Linked DNA regions of Mus musculus: region 2 is linked to region 1. A link is a loop called in an ENCODE intact Hi-C map of the cell type or tissue named here. Cell type or tissue: left cerebral cortex. All regions are shown on one strand.

Evidence for each region. Hi-C counts contacts between places; a loop is a spot of excess contacts. Peaks named below come from ENCODE experiments on the same cell type or tissue, not always from the same donor. Only the 100,000 strongest peaks of a DNase experiment are listed, where the experiment ranks them.
Region 2: a loop joins it to region 1, with 6 times the contacts of the local background. A loop is called at or near these places in 1 of 42 quality-filtered maps.

What each region holds. Positions count from the first base shown.
Region 1 is chr8:45,995,667-46,000,666 of GRCm38, forward strand. Ufsp2 (UFM1-specific peptidase 2) reads left to right here. Exons shown (of 12, transcript NM_138668.2): 12 at 1,036-1,292. The coding sequence ends at 1,122. It overlaps Ankrd37 (ankyrin repeat domain 37), which reads right to left and starts at 4,184. Exons shown (of 5, transcript NM_001039562.1): 1 at 3,951-4,184; 2 at 3,585-3,737; 3 at 2,731-2,822; 4 at 1,948-2,154; 5 at 1,242-1,459. The coding sequence starts at 3,977. The coding sequence ends at 1,459. In left cerebral cortex, CTCF peaks have their summits at 2,738 (motif pointing right) and 3,644 (motif pointing left); DNase peaks (open chromatin) are centred at 3,712 and 4,315; H3K4me3 peaks cover 2,048 bases; H3K27ac peaks cover 1,617 bases.
Region 2 is chr8:46,206,691-46,211,690 of GRCm38, forward strand. It overlaps Slc25a4 (solute carrier family 25 (mitochondrial carrier, adenine nucleotide translocator), member 4), which reads right to left and starts at 4,372. Exons shown (of 4, transcript NM_007450.5): 1 at 4,122-4,372; 2 at 2,332-2,818; 3 at 1,708-1,848; 4 at 478-930. The coding sequence starts at 4,232. The coding sequence ends at 773. In left cerebral cortex, no CTCF peak of the experiment used is centred here; DNase peaks (open chromatin) are centred at 985, 1,867, 2,618, 3,286 and 2 more places; H3K4me3 peaks cover 3,676 bases; H3K27ac peaks cover 3,199 bases.

The DNA.
Region 1 (5,000 bases):
CTCACTCTCCCTGTCACCTAAACTCAAGGCACAAGGCAGAGCAGAGCCAGAGACAGCTGTTAGCAAAGAAGCCAGGCCAGGGCAGTGACCTGACAGCAGTTGTTCTAAGTCTGTTGAGTAATCCTGGCCCTATGGAGGAAAGCTAGGAAATACAGCAGAAACCACGGGACTAAATGTTTATAAAAGCTTTGCAATTGACTAAGCTTCATAATAGAACATGACACATTTCCTTTACAGAATTTATAGCACATGCAGTTGTGTTGTCTCATCGATGTCTTAAAAACAAGAGAGCAGAATATACTTTCTTCCTTTTAAGATCAGACTTGGGGAGATGAGTGGGCAGCCAGCAGCTCTTGCCCTTCCTGCAGAGGAACAGAGTTCAGTTTCCAGCTCAGTTCTCAGTGTACACGTCATGGGGCTCACGGCCACCTGTAAATCCAGTTCCAGGATCTGCATCTCATGTACAAATGCACATATGCCCTTAATAATTCTAGGATCGGTTAATCAATAATCAAAACACCAGTCATTATGAAGATGTGGCTGCTTCTCACTTACATACATGTAACATAATTCTAAAGGTTGGAAGTTGAGGCAAATTTGGAAGTATTTGTTAACATTGTATCAACTACATGAGGTACAAATATAAATTGATTTATAGCCAGCTAATTCTCATATGACAGGCTGGTGAGATGGCTCAGCAGATAAAAACACTTTCTGCCAAACCTGATGACCTGACTTTGACCCCTAGAGCCTACATGGTAGACAAGAACCAACTCTTGCAAGTGGTCCTCAGGCCTTCACAATCACAAAATAAATGTAATTTCTTTAGATAATAGCAACATTTTCCCATTCCGGAGCAATTTACTGATTGTCTAGCACAGGATACAAGTGATTTTTCTTCACTTAGAAAATCCTTTAATTACATCAGTATCTGAGTCTTATGCCAAAGTCCTGCTGACAGAGCTTGATATTATACAGTTTCTATTGTGGAGTCTTGTGTTGTAAAGGATTTGTTCTCCTTTCTCCCAAATCTAGGGCTGGTGTGGATGGAAGAGTCCAGACTTTTGGAACAAGGATGCATACTATAACTTATGCCTTCCTCAACGACCTAATGCTCTTTAAATTATCTTGGAGGCAAGACTATGAATATAAAAGAGCTGTTCTAATGTTAATAAAAGCATACATAATTTTAAATCTTAGCTGTGATTTAAAAAGTAGTAAAGAATGCACAGAAATTTTAATTCCTTGAATATTCTTTTAATAAGTTAAGTAAAAAACATGCACATCCAAAATATTGTAGTCATGTAAATACATGTATTCATGAATGTTCTCTTCACTTAGAAGAAAGTTTTCCTCCTCAGGAGTTTCATCATGTGATGAGCCAAAGCAATGGCTTGTAGATCTGTCTGAAGTGAAGCTCTTCTTCAAGCCTCTTCTTTCCTCTTGCCCAACAAGACATCTGTTTTGGAGAGAAAAAAAAAACAAACAAACAAACATGTTGAGACTAAAAATATTTCTAAGGGGACCTGAGAAATGGCCCAGTGGTAGGAGCGCTTGCTCCATAATCATGAGGACCGGAGCTTGTATCCCAGCTCCCAAGCAACAAGACAGACAGACAGACTACAAATGCCTGGCCTGGCCTCCCAGCTCCAAGGGGTCCCAGGTCCTCTCCTGGCCTCCACACACACAGGCACATGAATGTGTGTACACACAAACACACAACCTTAAAAAACTTTTAAAAGAAGGTCTCGTCCCCAAATTCCCACCATACAGGACAAACTTTTGGTCTCTAGAAGCTGGTCAGCAGTAACTATAACCAATGATAAAATTTTAAAAAACAAAAATATACTGGACCTTAGATCAGAGTGCCAACATTAAGTGCAACAATCAAGTCTGCCAGGAGAGCCAATCCTAAGGAGAAAGCAGGCCACACCATGAGGCACTCACCAACACTTTCTCTTCATCACTCCACTCTCCACAGTCCTGAAACTCCGCTTCTGTCTCAGCACAGGAGCACGGGGGTCACGCTCCTGTTGCTCACCTGATGATCTTGCCGTCTGCATACATTTAATCATTGTTAGAAACCTGGCACATTCTGGAAAGCCATATGACCAAGCAAGATCTTCAGCTGTCTGCCCATTCTTATTGCATACGCTGAAATTAGACAAAAATTGAGTTAAGTGAAAATTATTGTTTATTATTTTTCTAGTAGAGGAAATTGGAATACATATCAACACAGGGAACAGGATAAAAGAGGTCTCACACTCTCGAGAACATACATACACATCACACCGGAATTGGGCCAAAGAAAGATCAAGGAAATTAAATTCTGTTCACTGTATGCTCAGTGACTAGCACACCGCATATCATGGACAGTCTATCGTATTTTTATTCCATTATCATATTTCACTATTGAAAGAATCTAACTACAAGAATATTTGGTGTTCAAATTCACTGTATTTAACTATATGGTTCAGTAGATAGCCAGTGAGAACTTCTATAGGAAAAGTCTTCCTGAGCCAAAACTGTAGTAGAATGCCATGAAGACTTGCACCTCTGGATGCCGAACATCTGTTTCCACTTACTCTATTTGATAATATTCAATTCCTGGAAGGATAACATTATATTACCAGTTAGGCGAGTATTATTTTTAAGATCATATATAATTAGGAGTATGGTTAATTTAATCCAAGAAACCACAAAGCCTCAGACCACTGATTTCAGACTCACCCAATCTGGACATCACTGGCCACAAGGAGGCTCAGGCAGTCCAGGCTTCCAACCTTTGCTGCCTTGTGGAGTGGAGTTTCTCCCAAGACATCCTGTAAGACAAGACTGCACATTAGGGTCTCCCTAACATTCTGTAGAAGCCAGTGGGCAAAGTAATACCAGCTATTTGAGGGAGCCAGTGAAAACTACCTTGTAACAACTGGATTATTCCACTAATTGTATTTTTCATGAAGTTCTCTTGCTGTGCTAATACAAAGTTTCCATTAATAAAAACATGCCATCATATTTGCACACATTAAAAAATTAAGGGAATGCCAGCACACTATAGAGTTCTATAGAAGCCAAAGGTTTACAATTAAAAACTTCGTCACACTCTAATGAAGATGAAGACTACTGGAAGAATTGATGGTGGGCATGTTTCCCACATACTATTTCCTGGTTGACTGGAACTTGGACAATAGCAAGTACTTTTAAAAGTACAGTAAATACATGCTATATATATATATTTGAAATGTGGTTCGACTTCACTGAGCTATGCCATAAAAGTAAAATACACACTGAATTGGGAACCGTGGTACAAGAGCAAAATAAAATACACATAAATCATTGCTGATATAATTACATACTGAAAGAGTATTTGGGATTAGATTATTAAAAGAAATCCCATGGCTTGTTTTTGTTTTATTAATGTGGATACTAAAAAGTTCCAAGTTACCATCTTGCAGTATGTATTTTTCTCCTGGAAATTCCTATATGCCTGTTTATACCAACTGAAACGGACATCTAGGAAATGTCCGTGCAGACACTGGGTGGAGGAGAGGGTTGTACATAGCAACAATCGGTTACCTAGTTACCTGTTGGTTGAGGTCAGCACCTGTTTGCAGCTGCCAGAGAAGAAAGCACGCAAGGCCGCCACCTGCAGCTAGGTGAGCAGGCGACTGCTCCTGGGGATCCGGAGGTGCGTTCACTGATGCTCCTGTCTCCAGCAAACTCTTAAGGTCATCCTCCTGCAGGAAAAGAACAGCTTGTCACTGTCCTGTCCCGCTCGAGCCCTCTGAGCTGAAAATCCACCCCTCCACGGAAAAAAAAAGAAAACAAGATCTGACAAGGTTTGACTTGGTAACCCAGCAGTTTGTCACTGTCACGTTTGTTAGAGCTCCTAAGACACACAGACCTCTGGGAGATCTAGCCTGCAGGACTTAAAGGGGCGAGAGTCTCACCTCCAAGTTGCAACTAAGCAACAGCATCGCCCACCTAAAGCAGATGACAAGTGTCCCCGGGAGTTCAGAGAGGCAACACTGGCCGGTAAGAATGCAAGGGACTGCCCCAGTTCGGGAGAATTTAAAGCTCTCGGGAACCTGCAGGGCCGCGGCTCCTCCCCGCCGCTCCCCAGCCTGGGAGCGTTCCCACGGCCTGGTTCTGCCCAGCGCGATGTCCCCAGCCCCGCTGCGGCCTCACGTACCCAAACACTGACATGTGCAGCCTGGAACCCCAAGCAAAAGAGGAGGGGGCGGAGCCTGCTGCGCGGCCTGCCAGCTGATTGGCCAGGCCGACCTCCCCCTGGGTCCGCCCTGTTGGGAGCGAAGCCCAGGCGGCCGCAGCACGCGTGCGCAGTGAAGGTGGTGGGCGAAGAGGGTGGAAGGCCTGGCCTTTGCGCTTTGGCGGCGGCCATGATGCGAGCCGAGCTAGGCACGTACTGCTGGGTGGAGTCAAGCCCTTTTAGCCCTCTGGAGAAGCCGCAATCGCCGGTGCATGGCTTTGTGACTGAGAGCACGCACGTAGCCCGGAAAAGAGGGAAGCAGAAGTAGCCCACACCCATCCACCCCCGCAGGCCCCGCGTCCTCCACCTCCAGCTTGGTCCGAAGGTGCTTCCTCCTGCCCCACGTCCTCCGCCGCCGCGCGCGCCGCAGGATGCTTTGGAAGGGGATGCAGCGGTGGGGCGTTAGAGGGCATGTCGATGAGACTGTGACGGAGGGTTTACCATAGGAGATGCTCTCCCAAACCCAGTGAATTACCTATCAGTCAGTGTTGCCTTTGTGAGCAAGGTGGCAATTCCTGTGAAATAAGCCACCCATTGTCACACGTCCCCTGAGGGTCCGAAACCCGTCCTGGTTCCGGCAATAGCTAGTAAATACAAGGAGTTTGCCAAGGGGATGGCCCTCACTCCGGTTATTAGGAATAATAAGAATACGGAAAGGAAAGAACAAAAGATTACCGTGAAGAAAGCAGCCAAGTGATTTAATGTTAGTGATGTGATCTGCTGACAGCAT
Region 2 (5,000 bases), 210 kb after region 1:
CCCACAGGCTCTGAGGTTTCAGAACAATGAGGAATGTGCTTGCTGGTTTATGAACCAGCCAGTTTGTGTGAGAGACACTTTTGTTATTCCAGCCCAAACTCAGTCAACTGTTCTTCAGTTTATATTGTCCACTTGGAAATTTCTAGGAATTAGGATCCTGTGCAGGAATTGAAACAACAACAACACAAAACCTGGCACTTCCTAAGCATGCAACATTCTTACTCCTCAGCGAAAGCTCAGCAAAGCTCAGGGTCCCAAAAGACTGTGTGTAAGTCAGGGAACTATGGGAGCTCTGTGCATGTTACCACATGTGAGCCTTCAGCAAGCGTGGTCAGACAGTACATGACCCGCTTACGTTTGAGAAACTATAATGTGGTCAGGACAGGCATGCACACCGGAGTCGCTGACAAACGTTTCCTGAAAGAAAACATGCACTGGTGCTTTTCAGTCTGTTAGTAGTTAATAAGGGCAGGGAGATAAAGTGTATTGAGTAGTCTTTATTAATGAGTCACACTGAGTTACTTTTCAGCATCAGTTCTTCAGTTAATCAGGTGAACAAGTATGATAAGCTAGCCTGTTTTCTGTGGGAATCTAAATGTAAAATAAATACAAAATACTTCTGTGGTTTAATGAATACTCAATGAAGCATTTTTTTCTGAGGTATTCCTTACGGTCTGGTTTTATCCAAGATCTGTCTCTTTTTTTTGTTTTATTTCCTCAAGAATAGTCTGTTAAACCACACAATGGATCTGTGAACTTGTGAGCTTGGGTATTACACATATTTTTTGATCTCATCATACAATACCAATACAAAAGCACCACCCATGCCTCTCAGTACATTGGACCAAGCACCTTTGAAGAAAGCGTTGGCTCCTTCATCTTTTGCAATCTTCCTCCAGCAGTCAAGTGTCCCCGTGTACATAATATCAGCTGTGGAGACAAACGTGGGTAAGGGCTCCTTTCCTCCCGAGTAACAGTTACCCTGTCTTCTAGCAACCTTAACTCGAGAACTCGGTTATGAAAAAGATCAGTTATGTAAAAACTGGAGCAATCAGACAGTTTACAGACTATGGGGCTAAAACTGGAAGGCGGGCTGAGGAAGGAGTGTCTGTCACACTCTCTGGATAACTTCTTATGGATGAGCGAACGAGCCCTGGCCTCAGATTACACTGCCCAAGATTGTGGAGGATAAAAGGTATGACTGTTGGGGTGTACAAAATCCCCTCACATTTGGTATGTGTGTGAGTGTATATGTGGGTTTTGTTTTTTGTTTTTTTTTACTTTAAGAATGGCCGCTTCATGCTTTTACCTATGAAGCTAAAACTCCCAAAGCAGGATGGTCAAGCCATTTCTCATTTAGCTAAAACATCCCATCTCATTTATACTCCCAATAACTATAATCGGAAGCAGGGGTTTTAAGTGTACAGCTAATTACTTCTTTGCCCTTGCTTATGCACCCAGGCTGTTAATGCTAAATACCTAGGGCCAACTCTAAAAACCTCATTTTGTTACGTTCTTATTTCTTTAATAAAAAGAACAAAATTCCCTTAAGGAAAAGCTAAAGGAGAAATTAGAATCTTGGTTTCTGAAGGCCTGATGAAGACATTTTGCCCTTCAACTTAGAAAAACAAGGCCTCGTAGCACTTGTGAGTGTATGTTCTCCAGGGGTAACACCTAAGATTCACACTTGGGGGAGTTCATGCTTACCCCCTTTCCGGCCAGACTGCATCATCATCCTACGACGAACAGTGTCAAACGGATAGGACACCAGCCCCGCCACCGCTGTCACACTCTGGGCAATCATCCAGCTCACGATAATGTGCACATTCTTGGGGTCTGGCAGCATCCCTGTGAGCAGAGCCAAGAAGCAAATGGCTATCAGGTGCTTCAAAAGCAGGTCAACGGAAGACAAGGCTACGGACCCAACGCCATACCCTGCCCTTCCACAAGAACCAGCTCCTCCCCCGAGGCCCCCTTACATGCAACCAGGCAAAGTTGGCTGCCGCTTTCCCTTAATCCAAAGAAGCTACAGCTCTATTGACACAGAGCTTGCTTCTAGTTCAGCTGAGAGACTAGCAGCTGTGTTGGGTTAGAGGGAGGCTTTGCCTCCTGAGTAGCTCAAAGCCACAGTATTTACCAGTACGGGAGACAGAGGCTCCTTTACCTACTAACTTATCCAAACCACATCACATTACCTCCTCAGAACTCAGGTTAGCTCAGAGGTAGGAAAGGCAACTAACACACAAAGGTCATCATGGAAGGGTAGATCACACAGAATCCTCTCTCCATAACCCCCTCCCCACACCTTCCACCCCAAAGCCCCCCTCTCACCCTTGGCAGTGTCATAGACTCCGAAGTAGGCAGCTCTGTAGATGATGATGCCCTGGACAGAGACACTGAAACCCTGGTAGAGACCCTTCAGGCCGTCCGACTTGAAGATCTTGGTGAGACAGTCGCCCAGCCCATTGAATTCTCGCTGGGAAGATCCCTTGCCCACGTCGGCAGCCAGCCTGGTCCTAGCAAAGTCCAGCGGGTAGACGAAGCAGAGGGAGGTGGCCCCAGCTGCCCCACCAGAGGCCAGGTTACCAGCAAAGTAGCGCCAGAACTGCTTATGGCGATCCACGCCTCCCAGGAAGATCTGCTTGTACTTGTCTTTGAAGGCGAAGTTCAGGGCTTGAGTGGGGAAGTACCGGATCACGTTGGCCAGGTTACCCCTCCAGAAAGAGAGAAAGCCCTGCTCCTTGGGGATTCTCACGACACAATCAATGATGCCTTTGTACTGCTTCTCTGCACTGATCTGTTTGCTGGCATGCTGGACCTAGTTTGGGGTGGGAGGGAGGAAGGGGTGGCAGAGGACAGGCAGAGAGAAGGGAAGACAGAGGGGGAAAAAGGATTTGTATTTCCTCAGTTTTTCTTATTTTTGTTTTGAAAGGATAGGGTCATCCTATATAGCCCAGGCTAGCCTGGAACTAAAAAATCATCCTGTGTTGCCTCCCAAATGCTGGGATTATAAATGTGCACTGCTATGCCCAGGGTTCCTCGCCCATCTTTCACTTTCAAGTGACAAGGGAGAATTCCAATTGTTTTTTAATGTATCAGGAAATCAGTTACCAAGAACATACCAATAAATGTTAGTTACTTGACTAAGCTAAAAAGCAGTCCAATTTCTCGACATTATAAGGACATTTGAGCGAAATTCCCTGCAGGCTTATGGGGAATGGCAATAAAGATCCCTCCCTCAAGGGCTCTTAACATGGTGAGCAGATGACAATGTCCCTGCTTTACTCGAATGTCCCCCGAGACAAGGTTGTCTTAACAGTAGGTGTCTGAAAATTTTCAAGCAGATAATTCAAGTGATTAGTGAGTTACTACTGCCGTGGCCAATCTGTTGGAGCATTTTGTGTTATGTTTAAATGCCCAAACGGCTCTTCCCCATTGAACAGCGTTTGCCTTTGAGATGGATCAGATGATGATGGCAGGCCCCTTCAATGACCGGGGAGAAAATTATATGGGGACAAGATGGCCAAGGCGGTCTGAATTTATCCTGAATATTACTTCTGGATTTCTGCCTCAGTGTCTCCATCTGTGAATACGGGCCAAGGACGATTCCTATCTTGCAGAGGTTATAGGAAAGATGAATGAAATCAATGTCAAGTTATAGCGCAGCGCACGCGACATAGAGCGAACCCCAGTCAATGATTAATCTGATGCTTCAATTGTCAAGGGTGGATGCAGATAAGAAGGTGCAGAGGATGTGGCCAAAGGGTGAGGCCCGCCTAAGAGGCCTTAGATGGAATGTCGCTTGCTGTACCGGGCACAGGATCTGGCTCGAGGTAGACCAGCTTCGGGGTGGGTTTCCATATATAGACACCCCAACGCGGGCGCCACCCGACACCAGGAATCTGCCACTGACGCTGGACCTGTATCTGCGTAGAGGGCACCTTCCCCTTCGCCTAGGCCCCGGGCTTGCGGCCTAGCACAGATTTTTCCGCAGCGTCGCGCGCGCCCGCGCCGCAGCATCCCCGCGCCCCGCCCGCATCCCTGCGCCCTGACGCGCGCGCCCCGCCCCGCATCCCCCCAGCGCCCTGCCGCGCCCCGCTCGCGCCCCCAGCCGTCCTGACCTGCAGCAGCAGTTTGACCCTCTCGATCGGGGCGACCGCCGTCTTGGAGACGGCGGCGGCGATGCCACCTGCCAGGAAGTCCTTAAGAAAGCTCAAAGCCTGATCCCCCATGCTGAAAGCCGGGCGCACACAGCCTGCAAGGAGCCGCTCGTTTGCTCTTGCCTACGCCCGGCCAGGCACCGCCACCCCGAATCCGTCCCTGCACGACGCGAAGGGACCGCCCGCCTGACCGCAGCCCTCCTTATATCCCCGGCTCGGCGTCTCGCGAGAGGAGGAGGGACCCCGGCGAGCGCGCAGCGCGCATTGGCTGGGCTGGTCCCTGGACAGCCCCTCTCCATCCCCCTCCTTTGCAGAGGGCATTGGGGGCGAAGACGCTTCCGGGAGCTAGGGGTGGGTTGGGGGCTGTGCCTGCAGCTTGGGACGTTTAAAGGGCAAATTCATGCTATCTGTCCCAGCGAGCCGAGGGAACACCGTGTCTCTGCTGCATGTGGACCGTTGTATTTATAGCTCACGAGGGTTTAGCCTGGGGACGACCTGGGGACAGAGAGGGGGCCCCTTGATGCTTCAAGGGAAGCTCTTTTTGACCTCGATCTTGCACCACGGTGCTTTTGGCCAAGAAGGTTTCAGGCTTCCACCCCTTCCCGTTGTCAGGGCGTTTCCAACTAGAGCTCCCTGCCTGGATTCGGGCCTCTGCAGAACTCTGCGTTTCTGCAAATAAATCATACTCCTCCCAAATACATACTAACATCTTTTTAATGCCATTATTGCCTCATAGTAGAGGGCAAGCTCCTGTCTCCGACTTCTCTCCATTCAATCCTTGAACCATTCAGTCAATAGAAAATATGTATGCACCGGGCACTCTGCGCCATCAGGGAAAAA